Linked DNA regions of Homo sapiens: all the other regions are linked to region 2. A link is an interaction called in ENCODE POLR2A ChIA-PET data of the cell type or tissue named here. Cell type or tissue: GM12878. All regions are shown on one strand.

Region 1 (8,000 bases), 100 kb after region 2:
AGATCCGTGAATGTTTCTGTAAACACAATTTTGATTGTGTTGCGCTTCTTAAAGGTTGTGATGACAACGGTAATTTTAACCACTTGACCGTATATGGTTTTCATCCTTGAAGACTGTCATATATTTTCAAGTGTCTTTCCTCCCTGTTATTTTAGGTTAAAGATCGAGGTCCGGAAGCCACTAGGAGATTTTTTAATTGGTTTTATTGGAGCATTAACCTGGGAGCGATCCTGTCGTTAGGTGGCATTGCCTATATTCAGCAGAACGTCAGCTTTGTCACTGGTTATGCGATCCCCACTGTCTGCGTCGGCCTTGCTTTTGTGGTCTTCCTCTGTGGCCAGAGCGTTTTCATCACCAAGCCTCCTGATGGCAGTGCCTTCACCGACATGTTCAAGATACTGACGTATTCCTGCTGTTCCCAGAAGCGAAGTGGAGAGCGCCAGAGTAATGGGTAAGCACTTAGTTCTCATCTTGGGCTGTTTGAAAGGACTTTATCGATCTCTTTATTAACATCCTAGCTTCGGTTTGTTGTGTGCTTATTGTGTGCTGGGCCTGGGCTGAGTGGTTTACATGTCTTCTCTCCTTTAACACTGCATTTCCCCAAGGAGGCGGGTGCGGTCTTATTATCCCATCTTAAAGACAGGCCAGTGGCCTGATTCCAGAGCTCATGCTTTAACCCCACGTTGCACTTTCTCTCACTGCTAGTGTAGACGGAAGCTCCTTTGGTGCCAGATTATAAAGGTAGAAATTTGTGGAGGACATCGAGGAGACAGAAGACATGCTTTATACATGTTTCTTTTTATTTTAAAAAGCTTTGAAATACATTTGAATGAAAAACTAAGCAGTTGCTTATGCTGTCAGTACCTGTCTCTGCTCTTTAAAAAGTAAGCCACTGCCTCTTACCTAAAGGTCAGCATGGGCTCCATCATACAGCGGTCAGGTCCATCATACGGCGGTCAGGTCCATCATACAGCGGTCAGGTCCATCATACGGCGGTCAGGTCCATCATACGGCGGTCAGGTCCATCATACGGCGGTCAGGTCTGTAACTCTTGACAGGAAGGTGCAGTAGCAGAATGGCGAGATGCACTGAGGGTAACCAGATGATCTCATGGGACTTACCCAGTGTTAGCACCAAAGTCCCATGAACTGAGGTGTTAAAACAGAAAGGCCTGTGTCCTCAGAACCCCTCCAAGTCACTGGCCAACTATGACTCATGTTTGGTGATGTTGGATGCCAGTTAATAAAGTCCAGAACTTAAGCCCAAGAAGAGAGCTCAGAAGTGTTTGTGTTACTCTTTATTGAGGAATAATTTACAGATAGTAAAATTTACCCCTTATATCTGTACAGTTTTGTGAATTATGACAAACTTACTCAGGTTGTGTAACCACCAGTGCAGTCAAGGCATAGATTATTTCCATCCTTCCAGAGAAGTCTCTGGGACCTTTTGTAGTCAGTCCCCTCATGGAATGTTTTGATCAACGTAGAAATGCCTGGAGGCTGCTGGGTGGGAGGCTGATCACTCAGCCATCAGAGCGTCCTGTGTCTCTGAGCCGTGCACCCCATTGTGGCATGGCACTGGTTGCTGGACATTCTTCTGCGGGCCCACTCACACATCTGCCTGCCTGCGGCCTGTCTGTGTTTGTCTTACTCATGCTCTTGGAGCCGTAGCGAATGTGTCTAATATTCCTTCCACGTGGTAGATTGAAACTTCACCAAAATAGCCCTGTGCGCCTACTTTGCTCCTGAACATCTCTGATTTCTCCGGCTGTCCCTGTGTGGAGTTCTGGCAGATCTCACCAGTCTACATGACCTATTGGAAATGCCAGTGGGTCATTGTGGCATTCAGACACATAATTCAAAACTGCAAATGGTGGGACCGCACTAAAGAATTTTTAGTAATTAAAGTACAGGAGGCTGAGGTGGGAGGATCACTTCAGCCCAGGAGGTCAGGTCAAGGCTTCAGTGAGCCATGGTTGCACCACTACACTGTAGCCTGGGTGACAAAGTGAGACCCTGTCTCAAAAAAAAAAAAAAAAAATATAGCCCCATCTTAGCTGACACTAGTCTTTTGCCAGGGCCTTATTTGATCAGACAAAAGCAGTGTTTCGGATCCTAGAGGTCTTTTTCAGGAACAACCCTTAAAGTTTTAGTATCCGTGTGGGTGGTAGCCCATAGACATTTCTGCAAGAGAACAGCATTGTTCTGTGGACATATTTGGGTTTTAAAGCACAAATGGCAGTGTGGAGAGGGTTTGGAGTTACTTTTACTTAGGAAGCCGATTTCCTCTTAGGATAGTCTTTGAAAGTCTTCTTGGGCAAAAATAAGGGAAAAAAAAGCAGGGGCTAGCTTGCAGAAAAGTTGATGGTCTGAGGAATTCTCAGATTCTGCTGTTTGTATGAACTGGCTCTGTAACCTTGGGCAGGTTACTGATCTTGCGAAGCCCAGCTTTCCTTTTTTTACAGCGGAGATGGATTCATCTCATGGGCTCACGGTGGGGCCTGAGCACAGTGATGTGTGCAAGGCCCTCAGCAGGATGCCAGGTACATGATAAGGGCCCTGTCAGTGGTGACCACTGTGACGAGGGTGCCTTAAAAAAGGTGGGCCTCCAGGCTGGGCGTGGTGGCTCAAGCCCGTAATCCCAGCACTTTGGGAGGCCGAGGCGGGCGGATCACGAGGTCAGGAGATCGAGACCATCCTGGCGAATACGTGAAACCCCGTCTACTAAAAATACAAAAAATTAGCCGGGCGTGGTGGCGGGTGCCTGTAGTGCCAGTTACATGGGGGGCTGAGGCAGGAGAATGGCGTGAACCCGGGAGGCGGAGCTTGCAGTGAGCCGCGATCACACCACTGCACTCCAGCCTGGAAGGTAGCGAGACTCCGTCTCAAAAACGAAAAAATAAAATAAAAAAAAAAAGTTGGGCCTCCAAAGCCTGAGGAAGCATGACATACCCAACATTTTTACAGTTGTGACACTTAATTTCATCTGGCCCAATCTCAGTTTCAATCCAGGTTGATCTGTGTTTTGAAGATAATATAGTGCTTGATATTAAATGAGAAATGAAGGCGTATTTGTTCAACTCATCAGACCAGAGTAGAAATGGTTCTACAGCTTTTTGAGATACATACTTCTTTGGGAATCCGTGAGAACCAGTGGACTCTTTTCCTGGAGAATACACACACCTACATGCGGCCTTCACAGAGACTCAGGCACAGGCGTCCTGAAACTGGAGCTCGTCAACTTGTGTGGGAGGAGCAGAGGGCTCTTGTGGGTGTTCGGGTGTCACTTGTGACCGTGGCTTCGTGTTGGACCCTTGTATGTTGCAAAATAGTGCACCTAACAATATGTGTAACCCAGTAAAGCTTCAGATGCATGTTGATTTCACAGCTTTTAAATATTTTAATTACATAAAGCGAAAGTAATATAACCAGTAACCTGTGTGAATGATTCTTTGTGTGAAAATGGGTTTATTTGTTATTTAAATGTTTTTAGTGAAAGGTATTTAATATGATGTGGTAAACCACTGATAGTATCTGCATTAGGTACAAAAGGACTTTAATTTCCTTTTTGAAAAAAAGTAGTACTTGAAGAAGTTAATGTTTTCGAGTGAAAGTATTTATAATGTCTTTGGAATTTATTTTCACTTTTGGGTGTTTTTGTTTTTGATTATTTTCCCCCACTAGACTAAGTCCGTAAGGACAGGAGCCCTCCCCTTTAGCCCCCAGGTAGAGCAATGCAGGGCCTACAGCAGGTACTCGATCAGTATTTGTTGAATCGAACTTAGTTTTCTTGTCCAAAATTTGGCTAAAATATTCAGTTATAGTTTTCAGCGCTTCTATTTTTCCCCACTCTGAATGTCCAGACTTAAAATGTTGACTTTATAAGATAAAGAATTTAAAATACTGGCACCATAGTAAAATGGGACATGAGTTAATAAACTAGAAGGCTGACAGGTGCCATTTCTGTTGGCTTCCCACAGTTAAACACAATCTTATTGGGAATTAACTCTCTCCTGGTACTTCTGGCTTTAGAGAATAGTGTGCACTTTGTTTTCCCATTTTACCCCTGAGATCCTTGGAGCCCGTTCCCCATTAGAGTGTTTTGGAGCTGGGAGAGAGTGCGGAGCTGTCTAGTGGGGCCTGTTCATTTTCTAAATAATGAAGCAGGCCCAGAGCAAGGAAGTGAAACTCGTTAGTACAAGAGCTGGGGATGCCAGGTCCATGTTCCTGCTGTGACCGGCAGATGTGAGGGCAGTGGCAGGGAGTGGAGGGACAGTGGTGTCCTGCAGGGGTCAGGGCCTCAGGCTGTAAAGCCAAGACTGCCTGGGTCCAAGTCCTGGCCATACCTCAGGCACCCTTCACACTCTCTGTGCCCCGGCATCTTCCTCTGTGCAATAGGGCCCTGAAGAGTTTTAACACCACATGGTTAATGAGGGAGCACATGGGACGCGGTGCACTGGGCACTCCCTGTTTCCTACTGTCAGGGGACAGAGCCAGGGACATCCTCCTCTCATCACCACCAGCACCGCCCTCCCCCAACAGCTCTTCCTTAATCCAAGAGCTGACAGCTTTCCTCCGAGAATAGAAGCCTGCCTCAGTCCTGCCAGTGACTCAGTTTAAACCAGCAGGGTTTTATTAACAGCATGGGTATTGGCTGTCAGGTCTTGATGTTTGATAAATTAGCTGATTAAAAATTCACACAATCCAGTGCATTTTTTCATATGCTATCCAGTGGCATAGCTAGTGTCCCTCCCAGTGTCACGTAGAGCTGCAGACTCTCCCCACACGGAGATTGCCGAGCTGGCAGCTGCGCTGGGGCTCTCAGCTCAGCCGTGGTTCACACTGTCATCACAGATCTTCCAGCCACGCCAAAATTACAGTAGCCCAGTTTCACTTTGACTAGAAAGTCCCTTTGTCAGCTGTTTCAGTACATTCTGTGACATTTAGAAATAATTTAGGTAGCTGTGTTGGGTGTGTACAATTAGTAAGTGATGGAATGAGTTGAAGCAGATTCAATACAGTGAGCTGGTTTCTTACCTCCAAACTTAATTTGTGACCAAATAATTGATTGCTGGGAGGGGAAGAAAACTAATTCCTTCATTTTATTTCCCAAAGTGAAGGCATTGGAGTCTTTCAGCAATCTTCTAAACAAAGTCTGTTTGATTCATGTAAGATGTCTCATGGTGGGCCATTTACAGAAGAGAAAGTGGAAGATGTGAAAGCTCTGGTCAAGATTGTCCCTGTTTTCTTGGCTTTGATACCTTACTGGACAGTGTATTTCCAAGTGAGTGGTGACAAACAGGTTTAATTTCCTTTATCTTCCTATGAAGTCTTACCCTAGCACTTGTTTTGGCCATTTCTAAAGTAGGTAGGACTAGGTGATTTTTTTTCCCATGAGTCTACAGAATCTTGGAATTTTTGGTTTTAGTTATGGAGTCATTTTGGCTGCTTTAACTATGTCTAAAGCCTCTCTGAAAAAGAAGCTGAGAACAGGTACGCTTCTGGTTTTTCAGGCCCCTCTTGTTAATGTAATTTCTCCTTTGGATAACTGGCCATTCTTTTTCAAAATTGATCTCCAGAGGACTTTACGATGACCAAATCATTGACCTGTCTGTTTTCAAACTTGAGCCATTGTCTATTTCTGGGAGTCACTGTGTGTCGCATCTGAGTCTAGCTTAGGGGAGGGGCAGGATGCTTAGAGTGTTTGAGAGCACAGTTGGTCCACATATAATGATACTGTTTTTTATACCTAGATGCAGACAACATATGTTTTACAGAGTCTTCATTTGAGGATTCCAGAAATTTCAAATATTACAACCACTCCTCACACGGTAAGAACAATTGTAATGATCTGAACATTGTTATTTTGGACTTATGTAATAAATGGATTCCTTCTACCAACTGTAAATCTTTTATAAATGTTAACAGCACCGACACAAAAGCATTGTTATTGAAATAGAGTTTTTACTTATTTTAGAGAATATTTTTTCATTGGTTGTATCATTTGCTAGATTAGGTTGACTAACATCAATTCAACATTACTTAGTATTTTTCACCTGATTATTTTCCCCTCAAAACACAGAAAAGCAAATGCAGATTCATTTGGAAAGAAATCTTTTCCCAGTTCCGTTGTCTCTAAACTGAAGAGGTTGTACCTTGTGGAGAGGAACTGTTCTTTACGTGCATTTCTCCCATTGAGACGTTGGTTCTCTAGACAGGTGATGGCCTGTATTGCGGGGAGTAAACGCCTCCTCCTGTGTTTCACCCCAGCTCCCTGCAGCCTGGCTGACCATGTTTGATGCTGTGCTCATCCTCCTGCTCATCCCTCTGAAGGACAAACTGGTCGATCCCATTTTGAGAAGACATGGCCTGCTCCCATCCTCCCTGAAGAGGATCGCCGTGGGCATGTTCTTTGTCATGTGCTCGGCCTTTGCTGCAGGTAAGAGGCATTCTGCTCCGTTCCTCCTCAGGCCCGACTGCAGCAGTTGTGGATTCAGAATATAGTGCTCACACGCAGTCGTGCCCCAGGTTGTTCAGGAAGTGCATGTCTGTAAAAGAGGATGTGTATCAGTTATTTTACAGCACTAATCCTTTATTTTAAAGTTTAAGATTATTTTCCTAAGGATACGTCATTTTTCTGCTGGTACTAAAACCATTGGGTTGCTCTGAAAAGTGACATTTGGACTGAGTTAAAGGGAGGTTTTTCTCTACCTACTGATTTAGAATTAGGCTATTGAATGCTGAATAGATGAATTTTTGTAAATTAAAGGTACTGTATCATCCTCAAGGATGAGAATTCCACCTTCAGATTACTAACCTTAGGTTTATTAACAAGTGTCAGGGTGCCTGCGAGTCCTTTGAATTTTTTATGTAAAATTCTGTGTGCATTTTTCTGGTGACAAAAATGTTTCTAGATTGTTACAGGCTCCTGGGCAGCATCTCCTCCCGCTACAGATAAACCTGATAAGAACAAATGCCTAAGTCTCTAAACTCTGATGAGGAGAGTTATCCTTTTGAGGATTTCCATTCTGTTTTCATAATTTTTATGTGCTGAAATGAGTTGTTTATCTTTTGCTGATAAAGCTGGGTATTGCTGACTTTCTGAATTATTTTGGAGTTCTCCCTTCATTAATATTTGAAAATTATTGACTGATGAAACAGCTTAGTTACATAATAATAAAAGTTGATATTCTTGAACCAACTATGTATTATCTGCTGTCATGAGGAATTCAGTGTTAAGCATTGCTGAAATGGAATTTAATATTCTCAAACAATGCTGCCTTCATAGCAGCTTTCATCTACTTTTGCCAGACTGAATGTATTGATATAGTACTTAATAGATTTAAAGAAATTAGTCCCTGGGCTTAAGAAATCTCTGTTCTAGAGACTGGGACATTTTAGAAGACTATTGCATTTTCTTTTGTTCAAATAGATAATTAAAGTGAGGTCGTGTCTGAATGAAGTTTTTGCTGTGCCTTCTTTATAATTCAGCTTCTCTTCCAGAGCTGTGGCACATGGGGAAATAAGCATGGGCAGAGAAGAACTGAATCACCGCAGGGCTCTAGCTGCAGGCTGCGGTTCAGCAGAGTGCGCCTGCAGAAGGGCTGTCTGCAGGAAGTCTTTGCACTGGAGGCTGTGTCTGCCTGCCTGTCCTACCTCCCCAAAGCGCAGGCTCAGCTTTGGCCTCAGACCTCTCTCTCCCCCCGGGGCTGGAGTGCCTTCTCTGTGCCCCGTCACCACACTGGTTGATGCCAAGGAAGGGAGTCCTCGTTCCCTCCCTGTGGGAAAGGAGACGTCCTTGGTTTCCGGAGGCTTTTCCAGTAGATACTTGGTTTGGGCTCCTTTCCTAACATCCTCTCTTTCAGTTTCATAAATGGCTGAATCACTTCTGTGGGCTGCCTTGAGAGCCATGCAGTCCATTCTGGTGGTTTCGATATGTGTTTGTGCAGGATACAAGTGCCAGACCAGTCACTGTTGAGATTTCCCCATTGCACTCCGTCA
Region 2 (8,000 bases):
ATTTTTCCTGATGCTCTCCTGATGCCCCCAGCCCTACCCTCTCCTGACAGGTCCCAGTGTGTGTTATTCCCCTCCCTGTGTCCACATGTTCTCATTGTTCAGCTCCCACTTATAAGTTGAGAACATGCGGTGTTTGGTTTTCTGTTCCTGCCTTAGTTTGCTGAGGATAACGGCTTCCAGCTTCATCCATGTTCCTGCAAAGGACATGATCTTGTTCGTTTTTATGGCTGCATAGTATTCCACGGTGTCTATGTACCACATTTTCTTTATCCAGTCTATCACTGATGGGCATTTGGGTTGATTCCATGTCTTTGCTATTGTGAATAGTGCTGCAATGAACATACACGTGCATGTATCTTTATAACAGAATGATATATATTCCTTTGGGTATATACCCAGTAATGGGATTGCTGGGTCAAATAGTATCTTTGTGGAATTGCCACACTGTCTTCCAAAACGGTTGAACTAATTTACATCCCCACTAACAGGGTAAAAGCGTTCTTATTTCTCCACAAGCTCGCCAGCATCTGTTGTTTTTTGGCCTCTTAATAATCGCCATTCTGACTGATGTGCGATGTTATCTCATTGTGGTTTCGATTTGCATTTCTCTAATGATCAGTGGATGATGAACTTTTTTCATATGTTTTTTGGCTGCATGTATGTCTTCTTGTTTCAAGTCTTTAGCATGAAAACAGACTTGGGGTGTCTTTCTGTTTGCTGAGGGCAGAGAATTGATTTTGCATCTTCAGTCTCTTCTTAGAAGTTTGCAGCAGGAGGCTAGGCGAGGTGGCTCATGCCTGTAATCCCGGCACTTTGGGAAGCTGAGGCAGATGGCTTACTTGAGCTCAGGAGTTGAAGACCAGCCTGGCCAACATGGTGAAAACCCTCTCTCTCCAAAAAATACAGAAAATTAGCCAGGTGTGGTGGGGCGTGCCTGTAATCCCAGCTACTTGAGAGGCTAAGGCAGGAGAATCGCTTGAAGCCAGGAGGTGGAGGTTCAATGTAACAGGATTTTACAGAAATTGATGAGTTGAGCCCCAAATTTAAATTGATATGCAAAAAACCTAGAATAGCTAAAATAATTCTGAAACAAAGTTATTGACTAACACTACTTGGTTTCTAGACTTACTATTACCCTATACCAACAAAACAGCATGATATTGGAATAAAGATAGGCATAGATAATGGAAGGCCACATACAGTAAACTGACTTTCAACGAAGGCACCAGAGCAATTCAATGGGCAAAGAAAAACATTTCCAATAAATGACGCCGGAACCATCTGGATATTGTTAAGAAAAAAAAACAGATCCCTACCTCATACAACACACAAATAGTAATTTCAGATGGATTTATAATCTTAAATGAAAGAGCTACAGCACTAAAACTTCTAAAGACATTTTAAAAAGAAAGAAAAACATCTTTGTGACCCTAGGGTAGGTAAAGATTTTGTAGACAGGACTCAAAAGCACTAACCATCAAAGAAAAAGTTTGATAAACTCGACTTCAATAAAATTTAAGCCTCTTCTGCTCTTCAAAAGACATGGTTAAGCAAACAAAAATATAAACCAGATAATGGGAGAAAATATTAACAATATATTTATCTGACAAAAGGCTTGTACCTAGAATATAAGGAAGTTCTACAAACCAATAATTAGAAGACACACACACACAATTGGCTAGACACTCACGAAACAAGATACATGAATGGCCAACGCGCACATAAAAAGGTGCTGAACAAAATTAATCATCAGGGAAATGAAACTTAGAAGAATGACAATGAGACACCATTTCATTATCTCCCTAGAACAACTAAAATTGAAAAGACTGTCTACTCCACCGGTGGGCAAGAATGTGGAGTAACTGAAGCTCTTGTCAGCTTCTGTGGAAGTGTAAGATGGCACACCTTGGAGAACTGTTTGGATATTTTTTATAATGTTAATCATATAGTCAAGCTATTTGACTTAGAGGCATTTATCCAAGAGAAGTGAAAACATAGGTCACCAAAAAACCTTGCACAAGGATATTCATAGTAAATGTATTTGTAACGGTTAAAAATGGAAAACAAGCTAAAAGTTCATCAATAGAAGAAGAGATAAACAATTTGTGATATATGGAATGAAATACACCATTCCAAAATAGAATACTAAGAAAAAAGGTCTACAGATACACACAATAGGGATAAATCTCAAACACATTAGTTGAACAAAGAAAGCCAGATACAAAAAATTATTCAATGCATGACTCCACTTAGATGAAGTTCAAGAACAGGTAAAACTAATCTAAGATAAGAAAAATTAGACTAGGAATCGCCTATAAAGAGACAGAAATTAAATATGGAAGAGGGCATGAGAGAACTTTCTTGAGTGGTGGAAATGTTATCTATCTTGATTGGGGTATTTGTCACATGGGTATATACATTTGTCAAACATTTGCCTAATTTTACACTTGAGATCTCTGCATTTCACTGCATACAAACTATAGAATTATTTTAAAAAAAGGATGAGTTCACTCTATTCTACTGACATAATGAGCAAAGAAGGCAGGTTAGAGTAGTAAGTGAAGCTTGACTTTGTCTTTTAAACATCATTATTTACATGTAAATTGTTGAGAAAGATCACATCAAACATTAATAGCAGTTTCTTTTTGGTGATGAAATTTCAAGTGATTAAAATTTTTGTTGCATTTTTTGGCCAGGCCCAGTGGCTCATGCCTGGATTCCCAGCACTTTGGGAGGCTGAGGTGGGTGGATCACCTGATCAGGAGTTCGAGACCAGCCTGGCCAATACGGCAAAACCCCGTCTCCATTAAAAATACAAAAATTAGCCAGGCATGGTGGCGCATGCATGTAGTACCAGCTACTTAGGAGGCTGAGGCAGGAGAATCACTTGAACCCGGGAGGTAGAGGCTGCAGTGAGTCTAGATCACACCACTGCACTCCAGCCTGGGCAACAGAACGAGACTCCATCTCAAAAAAAAAAAAAAATGTGTTGCATATTCTGATATTTTCTCATTTTTCTACAATGGTAATTTAACTACGTGTATAATTAGTAAAGTAAAATAAAATGAACACATGAGGTTGTTATTCTTATAAAGAACAAATGTCACAGGAAATGATACTGAAAATTTGGAAAGCAGGTGCTAAAAACAGCATCAGAAAGGGCCAGAGCCCCTGTCTCTCTGGCTTTCTAGCCCTGCTGTTCCTCAAAAGGATAAAACTACTCATGAAGCCGCAGACAGAGGGAAATGAACCTTGTTCTCTCTGACAACCACTTTTTCAAAACCGCATGAACGTCACAAGCTCCTGAAAGTAACTGACAAGATGCACTTCATCAAAATCCTCTAAGAAGATCTCATGTCTCACCAGAGCGTTGAAGAAAGGTATTCCAGTTAAAAGCGGCGTTTGGTGTTGTTGCAATTCCTGGGTCAAAGAAACAAAAAAAGGGCAAGTTCACTTTGAAGCGACTGCTGAAATACAATGAGTTATTTTGTGTTGAGGCTTATTATTATTATTACTATTATTCTTATTATTTTGAGACAGAGTCTCGCTCTGTCACCCAGGCTGCAGTGCAGTGCCACGATCTCTGCTCACTGCAACCTCCTCTTCCCGGTTTGAAGCGATTCTCCTGCCTCAGCCTCCCGAGTAGCTGGGAGTATAGGCGCCCGCTGCCACACCCGGCTAATTTTTGTATTTTTAGTAGAGACAGGGTTTCACCATGTTGGCCAGGCTGGTCTCGAACTCCTGACTTCAAGTGATCCTCCCGCCTCAGCCTCCCAAAGTGCTGGGATTACAGGTGTAAGCCACCACACACGGCCCACTTGTGTTGAAGTTTAAATAACAGTAGCACCTGGTTTTTATAAAGCCGCTCGATGCTCTGAGTGTGTCACTGAAGTCCCATGAATCCTTCAGCACAGGAGGGTTAAAAAGAGCCCATGGATTCCACATGAGAAAAGACGCACCCCTTTCAGCCCCAGGATCCATGACAGGCCCAAACGGGGTTAGGGGTTAGACAAACCTTGAGTTCCTTAAAAATGCCAGGAAGTAACAGGTTTCAAAAACACTGTCAGCTAAGCCCCATGTGAAAATTATACCTCCCTGTAAAATTCCCACTCTCAACCCTCACCAACTCATGCCTGATGGTCTGTTGGCTATTACTTCTTCAGAGAGAGAAGTTACATTTAATTTTTGCTGAAAAAAAAAATGACTATTTTACAATTTAGAAATTCAGAGGCAACGTCTAACACGTTATCTTGGTAACAGAAACATTTTGAAATTTTATAAAATGTAAGTAAATCAAGTCATCTAACCACCTCCAAAATCCACCTGCATAATCGTTATTCACACTGAATCATACTGACAGCGGCTATTTAACAAGCGCCCATTTCAAGCCAGCCCTGGGCTCCGACTGCATGTAGGCGCTTTCCATACTCCACTGTAACCCTTAAAGGCCCACTGAGCAGACTGCTTCCTCCAGTTTATCCAGCTGGACACTGATGTTCAAAGAGGTTAAACGCACTTCAAAATGCGCAGGGTGGAGGTGGTAGACGCTGTGTTCAAACCTACGCGCTGCCTCAGAGCCCAGGTTTTTCCTGCTGCACCAGCTAAAAATGTCACTGAAGCCAATGCAGCAAGGACACGGTGATGACAGGATGCCGTGCCTCACTAAGGTGCGCCTGAGCACCATGGAAGTCCTCAGGAGGCCCGAACGCCTGGCCTCAGCCTCTGCACTCGTTCTAACCTGAGCTTGGGGCCAATTACATGTTCTTCCTTGGATCTAGTCTTTCCATTATTTCTATCATGTAGTACAGTGGTTTACAAACTGTGTTTAGAGAGGCCGGGCACGGTGGCTCACACCTGGAACCCCAGCAATCTGGGAGGCCAAGGCGGACAGATCACCTGAGGTCAGGAGTTCAAGATCAGCCTAGCCAACACAGTAAAACCCTGTCTCTACAAAATACACAAAAATTAGCTGGGCGTGGTGGGGGGGCACCTGTAATCCCAGCTACTCGGGAGGCTGAGGCAGGAGAATTGCTTGAACCCAGGAGGCGGAGGTTGACGTGAACCAAGATTGCGCCACTGCACTCCAGCCTGGGCGACAGAGCAAGACTTCATCTCAAAACAAAAACAAAAAACTGTGTTTAAACCTCAGAGGGTTTGATGAAGGGCCTCAGATGCCACCATAGGGGCAGAATTGGGCAGGGAGGAAGGAGGAGTATGAAGGGAGAAGAGTTCCAGTTCCCCCAACTCAAGTCAGCTGAAACAGAAGCTCCGCATTTGGTTTGGTTTGTTTTTTCCAAACATACTGCTGATGGAGTATATCGTACTTCTACTGGCAGAAAATGTTAAGTGATCCGCATTTTAAATCATTATTTTATAATTTCTCCTATTTATCTTTTATTCTAATGTTAGAAAAATCTTAACAATGTAGCCATTCTCAGGCAGATTGCTTGAGCCCAGGAGTTCAAGACCAACCTGGGCAACATGGCGAAACCCCATTTCTACAAGGAATACAAAAAAAATCAGCTGGGCATGGCGGCTCATGCCTGCCTATAGTCCCAGCTACTGGGGGGGCTGAGGCTAGAGAAACGCTTTAACCCAGGAGGCAGAGGTTGCAGTAAGCCGAGATCGCACAACCGCACTCCAGCCTAGGCGACAGAGCCAGACCTTGTCTCAAAAAAGAAAAAAAAAAGTAGCCATTTCACTGATTATTTTTAAGTAAATCTGAGAAATCATATTATCTCCTTCATAAACATCTCAATATGTGTCTCTTAAGGATGCAAACTTATTCTTTTAAATATATATATATATTTATCACATATAAATATGCATCTATTTTGATATATTCATTCTCTATCCCTGTACATAAGTAAATAAATATTTTAAAAATCTTACCTTGACTCTGGACATAGACCTTACCCTTAGCATGCGGCTTTTGAAAGGAGGGGAGAGAGAAAAGAAAAGTACATTGGACAGTGCATGACAACTGCTTTTTAGAAATAAAATGAAGGTCATTAACAAAAAAAGCCGTCCTGGAAAACATCACTGAGAATCATCTACACAGCTGCTCATAGACTTATTACTCTGTAAGAGCAAAGCATTACTTCTGCTTTTTAATAGGTTTTGCCATTAAAAATACAGCATCTATAAGGTAAGAAGCACACACACAAAAAGTCTCTTAAATGAGGCCTAATGCAATTTTGCAATTTTACACTTGCTATATTAGTGGAGACATTACTGAAGTTCAGCCAGAGAGCATGCCAGTGCCGGCCCAGCTGATGCAGCTCCCGCCCCTGCGTGGAGGTGGAGGTTTGGGGAAGCATGTTATGGCTTATGCATCCCTGAGGGGAAGACTGCTTCCACCACCCCCAGAAAAAAAGAAGAAAGGAGCAGGAGGAGAAGGAGGAGCTGCCAATATGTTGGGAAACCAAAGACAGGCCCCAGGAGGCAGATCCTTCCAGGCAAGGGAGGACAGCCGGGTGGAAAGCGTCTGGTAAGTTACCTCCCTGGCACCAAGCAAAAGGCGGCCCTTGCATGACGGATATGGATATTTGTACCAAGATATCAACTTACTATTCCTTGCCATGTTTTCTGGTGGAATGTCACAAAACTACTAGAGAGAAATTGAATCCATTTCTCCAGTTCATTTTGAAACAGTGGCAGGAATATTTTTAAGGTGACGTTTAGATGGAAAGGTGGAGGCAGGAGCAGAGTGATGGAGCAAGTCCATGCCAAGGACGGTTTCTCTCAAGTGATCAAAACAGGCCGTCATTTTGGTGAAAGAGTCCAAAAATGGATGTCTTTTTGTCATGTGACCTAAGCCTGATCAATGCATTAAGTGACTGAACTAGCTAGATCCCTGGAGGTCACAGAAGACACACCCCTGTCCTTCCTCGGTGTAGGGATACAGTGTGGTCTTTAGGGCACCAGGGAGCCCTCGGCACTGCATGGGGTATGCTGATCCACGTTGGACGTTGTCCCCACTTCAGTTTTATATTTTGGGACACAAGCTAAAGTGAAGTAGCCCTGCCAAGGGCGAGACAATCAACAGGAAGAAGGAGACTGGCCCTCCCCAAGCCTGGGAAGGTTTGGTAGAGGCAGCATCCAGGCAGAAGGTGGGTGGCACGGCCAGGCATGGTGGCTCACCCATATGATCCCAGCACTTTGGGAGGCCGAGGCAGGCAAATCATTTGAGGTCAGGAGGTCAAAACCAGTCTGGGCAACATGGTGAAACCCTGTCTCTACTAAAAATACAAAAATTAGCCGGGTGTGGCGGCATGCGCCTGTAATCCCAGCTGCTTGGGAGGCTGAGGCAGGACAATCGCTTGAACCCGGGAGGCGGAGGTTGCAGTGAGCCGACATTGCGCCACTGCACTCCAGACTAAGCGACAGAGTGAGACTCTGCCTGAAAAATAAAAAAAATAAAGAAGGTGGTGGGTACACACGAGGCTCGGTATGGTGTTGGTTTTGTCCTTAGCATCGCATTTTGTATTTCACTACAGGAAGCATCTCAAGCCTCCAGAAGTCTTGCCTCTCCTCCCCACTTCATCGTGCAAGCAGGTATGTGTGGTATTCCAAATGCCCTTAAAATAGTAAACCTTTAAGAGAGAGTTTCAAAGACCTCTTCTCTACCAGTTAAAAAAGACATTAACTTTAATGAAAAAAAAAAAAAGGCTAAAGGCGACCATTGAAATTAGAAATTGCAGTTCAGAGCCCTAAACTACTCCTTATGCTGAATTATAATTTCCCTGGAAAGCTGGAAGAGCTGTTACTGGAGTGTAGTGGAGGCTTGGAGTGTTTCTTCCTAAAACAACCCTGTGTCCAAAACACTCGCCTGGCAACATCTTGAAGATGGATGGTAAAGCACTCACAATAGAACACCATGGCATTTAACTTAATATAACTTAATATAAGTGTTTGACAATAACAGATTCAGCATAATCCTAGATAAATATAAGGTGAGGCAACATAGAGTTTATAGTTTTTGTCACTATTTTCATTGG
Region 3 (8,000 bases), 83 kb after region 2:
CCGGCTAATTTTGTATTTTTAGTAGAGACGAGGTTTCTCCATGTTGGTCAGGCTGGTCTTGAACTCCCGAACTTAGGTGATGTGCCGCCTCAGCCTCCCATACTGCTGGGATTACAGGCGTAAGCCACCGCGCCTGGCCCTCCCCAGTGTTTTCTTGTCATAGCTTCAGAGTTTTAGGTCTTAGATTTAAGTCTTTAATCCATTTTGATTTGATTTTTGTACAAAGCTGGTTGGGACTTTTTCTATTGCAATTGACAGAATGTCACATTTGCTTAACCAAAAGGAGAATTTATGGACTCACAATTAAAATGTCTAATTTTAAAGAAAAAGCTACTTTTAGCTATGATCAGAACCAAGATCTATAAACAGTCCTTTTTTCTTTTTTTTTTTTTCTTTTGCTCTGTTGTCCAGGTTGGAGCACACTGGCACCATCTCAGCTCACTGCAACCTTTACCTCCCGGGTTCAAGCGATTCTCCTGCTTCAGCCTCTCAAGTGGTTGAGACTACAGGCAGACCCCACAATTAGCCTGGCTAATTTTTGTATTTTAGTAGAGACGGGGTTTCACCATGTTGGCTAGGTTGGTCTTGAACTCCTGACCTCAGGTGATCCCCACCTGCCTCAGCCTCCAAAATTCTGGGATTTAAACTGTCTTTTTCAAACAAGTGTCTCTCTCATCTCTATCTCCTTCTGGGATGCTTACTTCTCTGGTTTCACAAGATGGCCTCTGGCAACTCCAAGCTTATATTTCCATGATCTCAAACTCAACAGAAAAGAGAATCACTTCTTCCTGCTCATTCGAGAGTAAATTCTGGGATTAGCTTTGACCAACTAGGATCACATGTCCATCTGTGAATCAATACTTTATTTTTGTTTATTCATTTATTTTTTTGAGACAGAATCTCACTCTGTTGCCCAGGCTGGAGTGCAGTGGCATGAACTCGGCTTACTGCAACCTCCGCCTCCAGCGTTCAAGCGATTCTCCTGCCTCAGTCTCTCAGGTAGCTGGGATTACAGGCGCGTGCCACCGTGGCCGGCTAATTTTTATATTTTTAGTAGAGACGGGGTTTTACCATGTTGGCCACGCTGGTCTCGAACTCCTGACCTCAGGTGATCTGCCTGCCTCGGCCTCCGAAAGTGCTGGGATTACAAGCGTGAGCCACCGTGCCCGGCCTGAACCAAGTACTTTAGCTCAATAGATGGGATACTGCTAATTGGATAGGCATAGGTCAACTGCCCACTCTTGGACTGGAGGGGTCAAGCCGCCAGACCTAAATCACAGCCGCCAGACCTAAATCACAGCGAGCATTGATTAGTTAAGGAAAATCAAGGTGCAGTTACCAGAAGGGAGAATGGATGCTGAATAGGACCCAACAATAGCTATCCTCTAAAGAGCCTGGCCACTCACTGTGCCAATTTTATGTGTTGGGTGTTTATCCTTTGATAATATTCTTTCTTTATTTATTTATTTATTTATTTATTTATATTTATTTATTTATTTATTTTGAGACGGAGTCTTGCTCTGTCACCCAGGCTGGAGTGCAGTGGCACAATCTCAGCTCACTGCAAGCTCCACCTCCCAGGTTCACGCCATTCTCCTGCCTCAGCCTCCTGAGTTGTTGGGACTACAGGCACCCGCCACCATGCCCGGCTAATTTTTTGTATTTTTAGTAGAGGCGGGGTTTCACCATGTTAGTCAGGATGGTCTCGATCTCCTGACCTCGTGATCCGCCCGCCTCGGCCTCCCAAAGGTGTGAGCCACCGCGCCCGGCCCATAATATTCTTTATAACTCTTTATAAAATAAGAACATTAACTTTTGGGAGGCTGAGGCAGGAGAATCACTTGAACCCGGGAGGTAGAGGTTGCAGCGAGCCGAGATTGCGCCACTGCACTCCAGCCTGGGTGGCAGAGCAAGACTCCATCTCAAAAATAAAATTAAATAAATAAAATAAAATAAAGGCATATTATAGAAAGATTGTCATTCTGTACATACTTATAATAGGATAAATAGGACTCAGGAATATGGAGATATAAAAAGTTCTGCTGAAAACAGAGTTTATAGAATGGGTGGCAAGACTCTGTCTCAAAAAAAAAAAAAGAACATTGTCTTATGTACTTCAATTTTTTTCTTAGTTTGTGTGCTCTCAACAGCAATTATTATTTTTTATACACATAAGTTTTAAATCTTCATGTAGTCAAACTAATTTTTTACTGCATGCCTTCTGCCTTTAGTGTTAGGCTTAGGAAGGCATTTTCTCTCGATTATCTATTTGCCAATATTTTCTCCTAGTGCTTTTATAGTTTTGGTTTCTTAATATTTAATCCATCTGAAATTTATGTTGGTGCAAAATATGAAGACTGTTTTCCCCTATGTTTCAACATTCATTCCAACATAATTTGTTTAACAATCCATCCTTTCCCCATGAATTGATGAATTACTGATTCTTTTTTTTTTTTTTTTTTTTTTTTGAGATGGAATCTCGCTCTGTCGCCCAGGCTGGGGTGCAGTGGCGCAATTTTGGCTCACTGCAAGTTCGGCCTCCAGGGTTCATGCCATTCTCCTGCCTCAGCCTCCCCAGTAGCTGGGACTACAGGCGCCCACCACCACGCCCGGCTAATTTTTAGTATTTTTAGTAGATACGGGGTTTCACCGTGTTAGCCAGGATGGCCTCGATCTCCTGGCCTCCTGATCTGCCCGTCTCGGCCTCCCAAAGTGCTGGGATTACAGGCGTGAGCCACAGCACCCGGCCCCACCTTTTTTTTTTTGGAGATGGAGTCTTGCTCGGTTGCCCAGGCTAGAGTGCAGTGGCGTGATCTTGGCTCACTGCAACCTCTGCCTCCCGAGTTCAAATGATTCTCTCACCTCAGCCTCCTGAATAGTAGCTGGGATTACAGGCTTGCGTTACCATGCCAGGCTAATTTTTGTATTTTTAGCAGAGGTTGGGTTTCACCATGTTGGCCAAGCTGGTCTCAAATTCCTGACCTCAGGTGATCTGCCTGCCTCGGCCTCCCAAAGTGTTGGGATTACAGGCATGAGCCACTGCACCCGACCAGATCCCTTTATTATCATACACTGAGATTTTTCTTTTTTGCTTTTATTATTATTATTTATTTATTTATTTGAGATGGAGTCTTGCTCTCTTGCCCAGGCTGTAGTGCAGTGGCACAATCTCAGCTCACTGCAACCTCCACAGGTTCAAGCATTTCTCCGGCCTCAGCCTACTCAGTAGCTGGGATTACAAGCACCTGCCACCATGCCCGGCTGAGTTTTGTATTTTTCATAGAGACAGGCTTTCACCACTTTGGTCAGGCTGGTCTGGAACTCCTGACCTCAAGTGATCTGCCCAGCTTGGCCTTCCAAAGTGCTGGGATTATAGGCATGAGCCACCATACCAGGCAGCCTTTCATTATTATTATTATTATTTTTGAGACTGAGTTGCACTCTTGTTGCCCAGACTGGGGTGCAATAGTGCAATGACGGCTTACTGCAACCTTGGCCTCCCGGGTTCAAGAGATTCTCCTGCCTCAGCCTCCGGAGTAGCTGGGATTACAGGCACCCGCCACCACGCCTGGCTAATTTTTTATATTTTTAGTAGAGACAGGGTTTCACCACGTTGTCCAGGCTGGTCGTAAACTCCTGACCTCAGGTGATCTACTGGCCTTGGTCTCCCAAAGTGCTGGGATTACAGACGTGAGCCACCACGCCTGGCCTCATTATTTTTAATTGATATAATAATTGTTCATAATTATGGGGCATAAGGTAGGATTTTGAAACATGTACTTCTATGAGATCAACTTTTTTAGCTTCTATATATGAGTGAGAGCACATGGTATGTATCTCTCTGTGCCTGGCTGATTTCACTTCATACAATCAGTTATTTTGTATTAGTGCTTCTGTTCTTGTTCTTTGTATTCATCTTCCTTGATCTTTCCTGTAAGGCCTAATCTAGAAAACAAATACACTTATAATTACCAACGAACTATTATATGATTACAGTTTAGGCTAAGGTTGCTTACAAGGAATTGTGAAAGTGGTGGTTAAAATAGGATCTTAGGTGTGGTCACACCATCTTGCGCTTCTTGCAATAGAAGGAAGCAGAAGTTCATTTTCTTTCACTTACTCTCTCTCTCTCTCTTCACCTCCCTGCTTCTATTGGCGAAGCCCAACTTTTGCACGTCTTGGGGGTTTTTTAAACACAGGTGGAAAAGTACGCAAGAAACAGACGTTGCTACTCGCAAGGGTCAAATAAAATGAGTGCCTGAAACAAGTCAAATCAAAATCAGCTTCCTGACCGTACACTCTCACATCCTCTGTTAAAATAAATGCAAGTCATTCTGGGAGCTGAATTAGTTCATACTAAAAGTAGATTAGTGTGGCTTTGGTTTAGGATCAAGGATTTAACACCTGATTCTATTCCGTTGGTTGCCTGTGTTTTTATTGATTTCACTTTTTATACCTTCTGCTTCTATCAAGAGTATTTGTAGCCAGAAAGAGTGGTTGCAACAGTGACTCCTTGAAGTAAATAGAATTTATGGCAACTCTCTGTACCCAAGGAGATTCAAAAGATGTGTGGCATGGCCTGTGGCTGTACTATGGCTAATGACTTATGCTATGGCCTGATGCACAAAGGTGAGGGGGCCTATCCGAGTCCCTCCCTAGGGATCTGGGAAATTGGAGAAGCTGAAGCACTGGCCGTGAGTGCTGAGGCTGAGCTGAGCTGAGGCTGAGCTGTCATGACTCAGGGGGCAGGTGTTCAACAGTTGTTTGTTGAGTGAGTTAGTGATGTACAGATGGCACAGAAAGGCTATGACAGCTGCTTCTAACCCGAAGTTTTGAGGAAGCTGAAACTGTCAGTAAGGAGAGGCAACTGTCTGGCGGTGAGGAGTGAGCAACTCAACAGAGATGTGAAACTACGGCAGAAATGTCATGAAACAGCCAGAGGAGTCAGGCAGTCCCCTGAATGTCCTGTCTGTGACGGTTTCTCAGTTCACTGCCTTAAATCACACCCACTCGAGCTCTGCACTGGGTGAGGCTCAGGAGACAAAGTGGTACCAGAGAAGGGAGAACCCTGTGTTTCCAAGTCTAGTCCACACCACAGGCACCTTTGCAAAGAGTGTCCTTGCCCCTTTTCTAGAGGGCCCTTGAGGTGAAGAGCCAATAGACAAAAATGTTATTTTGGAAGACACGGTTACCTATCCCTTAGATGCCTACTGTATGGGTTGGGTCATTTATTAATTTTAGCTGCAAAGGAGAGACTCATAGGATCACTTTTTGGGGCAGAAGTATATTGCGAGCATATCCAATAAAGTGGGAGGAATCACCTTACATCAATTCTTTAGCTATACCATCACTGGGGGCTCAGTACAGGGGCTGCAAACCCAATCATTACAGAAGCCCAGCAGAAAACTCATGGGTCAGGCATGAGAAAAAAATCAGGCTGGCCTCTCTTGTTCCTTAATTTTTTTATTTTTTATTTTTTGAGACGGAGTCTCACCCTGTCGCCCATGCTGAATGCAGTGGTGCGATCTCGGCTCTCTGCAACCTCTGCCTCCTGGGTTCAAGCAATTCTCCTGCCCTAGCCTTCCAGTTCTTTTATTTTTTCCATTTTTGATAGAATTATGATAGGTGGCTTGGGGCCACAAGTAATACAAATAACAGAAAACCCAACACAGTGGCTTAAACAATGTTAAGACTTATTATCTCACTTCTCCCTGAGTCTCCTGTGCCATCCCCCAAGTCAGTCTCATCCTAAGCTGGTTCATCTCATGGTTGTCAATAGCCATCAGGAGCTATTAGAGCTGCAGGTTTCCTAACTCACATCCAGTTTGGGAGCATGTGCCTCGCCCACAGTCAGCCAATAAGTGGCCTTGCCTCTAGTCTGACTGGGTCAACTTACCTCATTTGTCCACTGCTGGGTCAGTAACCGCAGGCACCAGGGAAATTTCGTGTCCTGAAAGGTTAGAGTCTGCGTTCCTGAACTGGTCACCATGAAGAGGCATGAGACTAGTACTGGTGTGGGCTAGTTCTATCTGGGAACAAGGATGAAGTCAGGTTCTCCTGAGCTACATGGGAAGCTGGTGGGGACAGGGGTGGGTTAAGGAAGACAAATATGTGAAGAGAATCAGGATTGTTTGGAAAAAGAAAGAGTATGGATGTTGGCTAATTAGTCAATCATATCCATTACATTTTAGTACGGAATGGAGTTGCTGGCCGGGCGTGGTGGCTCTAGCCTGTAATCCCAGCACTTTGGGAAGCCAAGGCAGGCAGATCACCTGACTTCAGGAGTTCAACACCAGCCTGGCCAACATGGTAAAACCCCACCTCTATAAAAAATATAAAAATTAGCTGGGTATGATGGCAGATGCCTGTAATCCCAGCTACTTGGGGGGCTGAGGCGGGAGAAGCACTTGAACCTGGGAGGTGGAGGTAATGGTGAGCCGAGATGGCACTATCGCACTTTAGCCTGGGCAACAGAGCAAGACTCCGTCTCAAAAAAAAAAAAAAAAAAAAAAAGAATGGGGTTGCTGATAGAAGTTACTGCAATGATGGTGTGAAATAGACTATGCTGTCCAATACGGTAGCCACTAGCCACAAACCACTTGCAATATGGCTAGTGTAACTGAGGAACAGAATTTTTCATTTTATTTAATTTTAACTAGTTTCAATAGCCACACATAGCTAGTGGCTCCTGCGCTGGACTATGCAGATATGGAGAATTTTCTCTATGATAACAAAAATAAGACAATAGTGAGTGGGGAGGGTTTAGGAAAGCTAGAAAGTGTCTGCCATCTAAAGACAGTGGCTGCTGCTGAGTGTCAGCAGATTGTGGCTACAGGGGGAAGCAAATGTGTTTCCATTACCTGTTGCTACATAATAAACTGCCCCAGAATTTAGTGGCTTAAAAGAACAACCATGTTATTTGTTTACAATTCTGCTATCTGGGTTGAGGCTCAGCTGTGTGGTTCTTCTGCTGGTCTTCACATGGCTGCATTCAGTAGGCAGGTCATCTGGAATGCTGAGAATCCCCTCTCCACATAGTTGCAGACTCCTCCTCAACATATGATGGAAGGCAGGTGGACGTCTAATATGATGGCTCCGGACACCCCAGTCATGAAAGTGGAAGGTGTCAGACTTTAAGCCTGTGCCCAGACCAGGCCCAGAGACACTTTTGATGTATTCTCTTGGTCAAAACAGGTCACAGGACAGGCCCTGTGGTGTGATCTCTGAGGAATACATAAAGGCTTGAATACTATGGGGCATGGTTCAAAGTGATGGGATCATACTAATGTAACAGGTAATCACAAGTCCAGCATTGCCAGAGCTCACATTTATTTTCCCCAAATAGCAAGGCATCCAAATTTATATGTGAAACCTTTCAAACTGTAACTATTAGTTCACTTTCTTTTGGTACCAGCTTTATGGAGACATATTCGCATACCATATAATTCACTTATATAAACTGTAGAATTCAGTGGTTTTTTAGTACATTCACAGAGATGTGCACCAATCTTCCCCTCCCCTCCCCCAGTATCAGGAAACTGTACTAATCTGCATTGTCTGTATGGATTTGCCTATTGCCTATTCTGGCCATTGCATATAAATGTGATCTTGCCAGATGTGGTCTTGGCTCACTTTTTTGTTTTTTTAAACTTAGCTTTAGTTTTCTCAAATGAGGCAATGCAATCGGATTAGTTTACTATCATTCAAAAATGGCAGAGTGTATTGAGCACTGTTTGGACACTGGGTTATCACATGATTCAAATCATTTGCTTTGCTTTCATTCCATGTTTAATGTTAATTTTACTCTAGACTTTGCCTGAGCGTCAAACCTATCAGTCTTAGAAAAAATACTCAAAGATTCTGTCTCCTCTACCAACTGCAAAGTGGAAGCAGCACTGGACTCATAATTAGATATAAGCCTTTCATTGAAGTCTGAGTTCTATTGCTTTCTTTTTTATTTTTTATTTTGAGACAGTTTCGCTCTATCACCCAGGCTGGAG

What was found. Peaks named below come from ENCODE experiments on the same cell type or tissue, not always from the same donor. Only the 100,000 strongest peaks of a DNase experiment are listed, where the experiment ranks them.
Region 1: POLR2A ChIA-PET joins it to region 2 with 14 read pairs; 4 of 35 experiments call an interaction of 5 or more read pairs at or near these places.
Region 3: POLR2A ChIA-PET joins it to region 2 with 17 read pairs; 4 of 35 experiments call an interaction of 5 or more read pairs at or near these places.

The regions. Positions count from the first base shown.
Region 1 is chr12:128,807,226-128,815,225 of GRCh38, reverse strand. SLC15A4 (solute carrier family 15 member 4) reads left to right here. Exons shown (of 8, transcript NM_145648.4): 2 at 156-451; 3 at 5,115-5,283; 4 at 5,753-5,830; 5 at 6,270-6,438. Among named protein-coding and RNA genes, the nearest start is that of SLC15A4, 13 kb to the left of the region's middle. RefSeq lists enhancers at 3,021-3,090, 4,325-4,424. In GM12878, a CTCF peak has its summit at 4,269 (motif pointing right); a DNase peak (open chromatin) is centred at 4,875; H3K4me3 peaks cover 4,286 bases; H3K27ac peaks cover 5,819 bases.
Region 2 is chr12:128,910,353-128,918,352 of GRCh38, reverse strand. It overlaps GLT1D1 (glycosyltransferase 1 domain containing 1), which reads right to left. Exons shown (of 12, transcript NM_001366886.1): 5 at 5,893-5,929; 6 at 3,364-3,420. Among named protein-coding and RNA genes, the nearest start is that of GLT1D1, 61 kb to the right of the region's middle. RefSeq lists an enhancer at 1,738-1,857. In GM12878, no CTCF peak of the experiment used is centred here; DNase peaks (open chromatin) are centred at 1,742 and 3,242.
Region 3 is chr12:128,826,892-128,834,891 of GRCh38, reverse strand. LOC124903083 (a long non-coding RNA gene) reads right to left here. Exons shown (of 2, transcript XR_007063602.1): 2 at 5,446-7,223. Among named protein-coding and RNA genes, the nearest start is that of SLC15A4, 6.9 kb to the right of the region's middle. RefSeq lists enhancers at 4,372-4,481, 5,052-5,121. In GM12878, no CTCF peak of the experiment used is centred here; DNase peaks (open chromatin) are centred at 4,211 and 4,861; H3K4me3 peaks cover 1,285 bases; H3K27ac peaks cover 2,898 bases.